Linked DNA regions of Homo sapiens: region 1 is linked to region 2. The links are chromatin loops, found by intact Hi-C in ENCODE. Cell type or tissue: psoas muscle. All regions are shown on one strand. Each heading gives the region's core, and the rest is flanking DNA. Links, peaks and the distances in the headings are about the cores only.

The links. Peaks named below come from ENCODE experiments on the same cell type or tissue, not always from the same donor. Only the 100,000 strongest peaks of a DNase experiment are listed, where the experiment ranks them.
Region 1: a loop joins it to region 2, with 7 times the contacts of the local background. A loop is called at or near these places in 2 of 110 quality-filtered maps.

The regions. Positions count from the first base shown.
Region 1 is chr22:19,678,152-19,680,956 of GRCh38, reverse strand. No RefSeq gene overlaps it. Among named protein-coding and RNA genes, the nearest start is that of SEPTIN5, 35 kb to the left of the region's middle. In psoas muscle, for the core only: a CTCF peak has its summit at 1,200 (motif pointing left); a DNase peak (open chromatin) is centred at 1,186; H3K27me3 peaks cover 928 bases.
Region 2 is chr22:19,908,274-19,911,078 of GRCh38, reverse strand. The region is part of intron 8 of TXNRD2 (thioredoxin reductase 2); the gene reads left to right. Among named protein-coding and RNA genes, the nearest start is that of COMT, 32 kb to the left of the region's middle. In psoas muscle, for the core only: a CTCF peak has its summit at 954 (motif pointing right); a DNase peak (open chromatin) is centred at 958.

The DNA.
Region 1 (2,805 bases), core at 77-2,576, 230 kb after region 2:
ACATGAGCCACCATGCCTGGCCCCAAAGTCTTCTATTGCTGCTTTTGTAAACATTGTGGTGTTGTGCTGTTGTTGTTTTTTTGACGCTGCTCTGGCCCCTTGTTACTGCAGGGTGGAAAAAAGTCCAGGTTCCCCACTCAATCTCCGTTTATACCCAAGGGAGCTCTTTTTCTCTTTACTCTGGGCAGGGTCTGGCTCCCCATGTGGTTTCTGCTGACAGCCCATTGGGGTGGCCTCGTTACCACTGAGTAGTAGTGAAGAGCCAGGCTCCTCGCTTTGCCTCCTCTGACACCAACCCCCACCCCCAGCAGGGAGGGGGAGAGGGCGGCATTACTGGCAGATGGGGTGGAAGCTCAGGCTGTTCCACAATGGGGTATGGGTCAGGGGTGGGTGCGGCGGTCTCGGCTCCCTCCTTGGCCTCTCTGACACCACAGGGGGAGATGTTGGGGTTCCTTGCCACGGCTTCCCAAAGTGGGGAGCCTAGGCTCCCGCTCAGCCTTTGCTGGAGTGGCCGAGGGTGTTTCGGTGGTGATGGCTGGAGTAGACAGGTTATCGCCTAAACGTTTTGACCTTGCGAGGCTGCTGCCTCCTGGTCCTTTGGCTAGACACAGCAGCTTTCATTGGAGTAATTTTGTCTGTGTCTGTTGGCGTTTCCAGGTTGCTGGCTTCTTCAGCTCCAGGAGTGAGATATATGAGGCCAAAAGAAACCACATGGAGCTGCCCGCCCCGTCATCCTTGGGTCCTGAGGTCCCTGACGGATCTCTGCTCTTCTCTTCACCTTTCAGAATCCGCTTATGTTTGCTTTCTGTGTGGTGTCCAGGCTTTTAGCCGTACATAGTGGGAGGAACAGGGAAAAGTACTTCTACTCAATTTTCCTGGAAGTGGAAGTCCCTGTATTTTTAGAAACCATTTCCCCTGGGTGACCCTTGTGCAGTCAGTTCTGCAAGGCTGAGCGGTGGGCTTGGGAATTGCCTTGGCTGGCTCTGGCTGCCTTTCCATCAGCAGACACCTGAGAGGTCCCCAGCATTTTAGGCGACTGGGACAATAGAGAACCACTTCTATTAACGGGTCCGAGCTTACAGAATCCACCAGGGCCTTGGAGACGCCCACCCAGTGGGGTGGGGTCCTGGTCTGGAACTGGGAAGCTCCAGGGACAGCAGCCTCCTGCAGCCCACACCGCCCCCTGGTGGCCGAGCCTGACCAGAACCGGGCCAGGGCCTGGTCCGGGGTTCTTGACCCTGGACGGTGGGACCATGCGTCCTCTGGAGCAGGTGCTTGGGGCAGAGATGGGAGCACCCTGGATCAGGGTGGAGATGCGTACAGAGCAAGTGTATGCACTTTCTAGAAAACCTCCCCCAGAGGTCACGACACACGGGGGAGCCCCCATCACCCTGTCCTGCAGATAAGTGGCCCAGGTGTGGGACACCAGCTGGCCCCAACACGCTCTCTGAGCTTGGGGAGTTAAACCCTAGAGTGCCCTGACAGGCTTTCTGTCTAGCTGGGGCCCAGCCAGGGGTGGTGGCTTTGTTAGATTGGACTGCTATTAAAAAATACTGTAAACTGAGTGGCTTAAACACAGAACTGTATTCTTCACAGCTCTGCAGGCTGGAAATCTGAGACCAAGACGCAGCTTTGTTGGGTTCTGGTGGGAGCCGCTTCCAGCTGCAGATTTTTTACTTCATGTTTAATCCTCACGTGGCAGAGGGCAGAGAGCTCTCCGGGCCCCTCTGATGAGGGGACTACTCCCATTCATGAGGACTCCACCCTCACGACCTCTTCACCTCCCAAGGGCCCCACTTTCTAGTACCACCCCCCTAGGGGTTAGAATTTCAACAACGAATGTTGGAGGGATGCAAACATTCCGCGCATAACAGGCAGGGCTGATCCTCGGAGGCTGGCTGGGCTCAGGACCCCAAATGTCACCAGGCACTGGGTGTTCAGCAAATGCCTTCCAGGGTCAGGGCCTCGAGGAGATGGCCTCTTCTTTAGCACCTGCCTCAGCCTGGGGTTCATACTGCCAGGCCTACGGAACTGCCTCCCCTGGGCTGTCCCCTCCCCTATGCCACCAGGAGCCTCTTCAAGTCTCATGTCACCCTCAGGCCGAGTCCTCTTCTTCCCTCCTCCACTGGCCTCCTGGGACTCAGAGCTCGGACATAAGTGGGCTCAGAAAATGAAGAAAAAACTCACACACACAAAAATAGGATTGGCCAATCAACATTGGAAGAAATGGTCCTCTCACAGATTTTTTTATTGTGATAAAATATACATGACAGGCCGAGTACAGTGGCTCATGCCTATAATCTCTGCACTTTGGAAGGCCAAGGCAGGAGGACCACTTGAGTCCAGGAGTCCAAGACCAGCCTGAGCAACATAGGGAGATCTCATCTCAAAAAATAATAATAATAATTAAAAATTAGCCAGTCATGGTGGCCCACAGCTGTAGTCCCAGTTGCTCGGGAGGCTGAGGTGAGAGGATTGCTCCAGCAGGTTGAGGCTGCACTGAGCTGTGATCAGGGTGAGTCTTTTTTTTTTTTGAGACAGAGTCTCACTCTGTCTCCCAGGCTGGAGTTCAGTGGCACAATTTCTGCTCACTGCAACCTCCACCTCCCAGGTTCAAGTGATTATCGTGTCTCAGCTTTCCGAGTAGCTGGGATTATAGGCACATACCACCACACCTGGCTAATTTTTTGTACTTTTAGTAGAGTTGGGGTTTCTCCATATTGGCCAGGCTGGTTTCAAACTCCTGAGCTCAGGCAGTCCACCTGCCTCGGCCTCCTAAAGTGCTAGGATTACAGGCACGAGCCA
Region 2 (2,805 bases), core at 6-2,505:
TTTTTAGGTGAATTCTCACTCTGTCCCCCAAACTGAATTGCAATGGCCCAATCTTGGCTCACTGCAATCCCTGCCTCCCAGGTTCAAGTGATTCTCCTGCTTCAGCCTCCAAAGTAGCTGAAATTACAGGCGCCCACCACCACATCTGGCTAATTTTTGTATTTTTAGTAGAAATGGGGTTTCACCATCTTGGTCAGGCTGGTCTTGAACTCCTGACCTCAGGTGATCCGCCCACCTCGTCCTCCTAAAGTGCTGGGATTACAAGCGTGAGCCACCACACCCAGCCTACAAAAATCTGAAAATATTAACCGAGCATAGTACTGTGCACCTGTAGTCCCAGCTACTTGGGAGGCTTTAGGTGGGAGGATTGCTTGAGCCCAGGAGGTTGAGGCTGCAGTGAGCTGTGATTGCACCACTGCGCTCAGCCTGGGAGAGTGAGACCTTGTCTCAAAACTAAACAATAAACCTGTGACTTGTGCCCCTCTGCAGGGCTGTTGATTTACTCTGTCCTGTGGCTGCCTTGGAGGTAATAACAATAACAGGACTGCCATATAAATGGAGTCAGCTGTTTGTTATCTAGGTCAGTGGTTGTCAAATGGGGTTCCCAGGAGCCCTGGGGTTCCAGTGGGTCCCCTCAAGGACATCAGGGAGAACATTAAGGAGGGGAGAGCCAGCAATCCCTATCCCAGCCCTCATCTAACACCCTCACTGTCTTCTGATTTGTACATTGGGTTTCCCTGAAATCTAGCAAAGACTCCAAAGGCCTCAGAAACAACATCTTGATTGTGGAAGGGAGGCTAGCAGCGTGCAAGTGGCTCTCACTCCCCATGGGAGCAGGTGCAGAGTCACTAAGTGCATTCCGATGCCCACAGAGTGGGCCATCCCGAGGTCCCAGGTCCAGGCAGCTCCTGCCTGTGGGGTGTGGAGACTTCATGTTGGCAGGGAGCAGAGAGACCACCAGAGGGCGGCAGAGGCTTGGTCAATAGCAGTCTCGAGCCTTCCCCAGGAGAAAATATCAGTGGAAAAGGGTCCCACTTCTGTGTGTGCCCGAATGTGCATGGTGTGCGTGCAGATGTGTGTGGTGTGTGTGTGTGAATGGTGTGTGTGGTGTGTGTGTGAGTGGTGTGTGTGTGTGGTGTGTGAGTGGTGTGTGTGTGTGAAGGGTGTGGGTGTGTGGTGTGTGTGTGTGTGAGTGGTGTGTGTGAGTGGTGTGTGTGTGGTGTGTGTGTGAAGGGTGTGGGTGTGTGTGGTGTGTGGTGTGTGTGTGAGTGGTGTGTGTGAGTGGTGTGTGTGTGGTGTGTGTGGTGTGTGTGTGTGAAGGGTGTGGGTGTGTGTGGTGTGTGTGTGAGTGGTGTGTGTGCGTGGTGTGTGTGGTGTGTGTGAGCAGTGTGTGTGAGTAGTGTGTGTGAGTGGTGTGTGTGTGAATGGTGTGTGTATGTGAGTGGTGTGTGAGTGGTGTGTGTGGTGTGTGTGTGTGAGTGGTGTGTGTGGTGTGTGTGTGTGGTGTGTGTATGTGAGTAGTGTGTGAGTGGTTATGTGTGTGTGTGGTGTGTGTGTGTGAGTGGTGTGTGTGTGTGTGAGTGGTGTGTCACATGCTCTGCTTGTCATTGTTTCACACTTCACGGGGCATCTTTGTGTGGGGTCAGGACTGGATTCCCTTGAATGGATGTGGTATAGTTCCTTTGACCTTTCTCTTGTTAATGAGCATCTCAGTAGTTTCTCTTCTTCATCATTATCAATGCTGCAGTGAAAACCTTGGAGGTGCATCTGTTTACCATCAGAAGTGCTTCTGACACATTTTCCCAATTATTCATTGTGATAAAACAGACATAGTATAAAATTTACCACTTTAACCTTTTTTTTTTTTTTTTTTGAAACAGAGTCTCACTCTGTTGCCCAGGCTGGAGTGCAGTGGTGCGATCTCGGCTCACTGCAACCTCTGCCTCCCGGGTTCAAGCGATTCTCCTGTCTCAGCCCTCTGAGTAGCCGGGACTACAGGTGTCTGCCACCACACCCCGCTAATTTTTTGTGTTTTTAGTGGAGATGGGGTTTCACCATGTTGGCCAGGCTGGTCTCAAACTCCTGACCTCAGGTGATCCACCTGCCTTGGCCTTCCAAAGTGCTGGGATTACAGGGGTGAGCCACCACGCCCAGCCCACGTTAACCATTTTTAAGTATACAGTTCAATGGTATTAAATGTATTAATAATGTCGTGAAACCATCACCACTATCCATGTCTGGAACTCTTTTCATCCATGTTGTATCTGCATTTCCTTCTTTTTAAGACTGAGTAATATTCCATTGTACAGGCACACCACATTTTGTTTATCCATTCATCTGTCAGTGGACACCCAAGTTGCCTCTGCTTCTTGGCTGTTGTGAGCAGTGCTGCCGTGAACATAGGTGTGCAAATACCTCTTGAAGACCTTTCAGTTCTTTTGGATGCAAACCCAGAAGTGGGATTGCTGGATCTTATGGTCTTGAGGAACCTCCATCCTGTTCCCAACAGCGCCCACACCATCTTACATTCTCACCAGCAGTTCAGGAGGACTCTGGGCTCCCCACATCCTCGCCAGTGCATGTTGTTTTCTGTTTTTCTTTCTTTAATTTTTATTTTTTCCTTTAAACTGTTTTCTTGATGTTTTCTGTTTTTTTGACAGTGGCCATCCTAGTGGCTGTGAGGTGGTCTTATACGCTTTACAAGGGGAGCTGCCCTTCCGTCTTAACACTTTGTGCTGACAGGCCAATTCCATGTGTACTCTGCCTGCTTCCCTGTCCTTGGTAACTCAGGCATCAGCTTTTTGA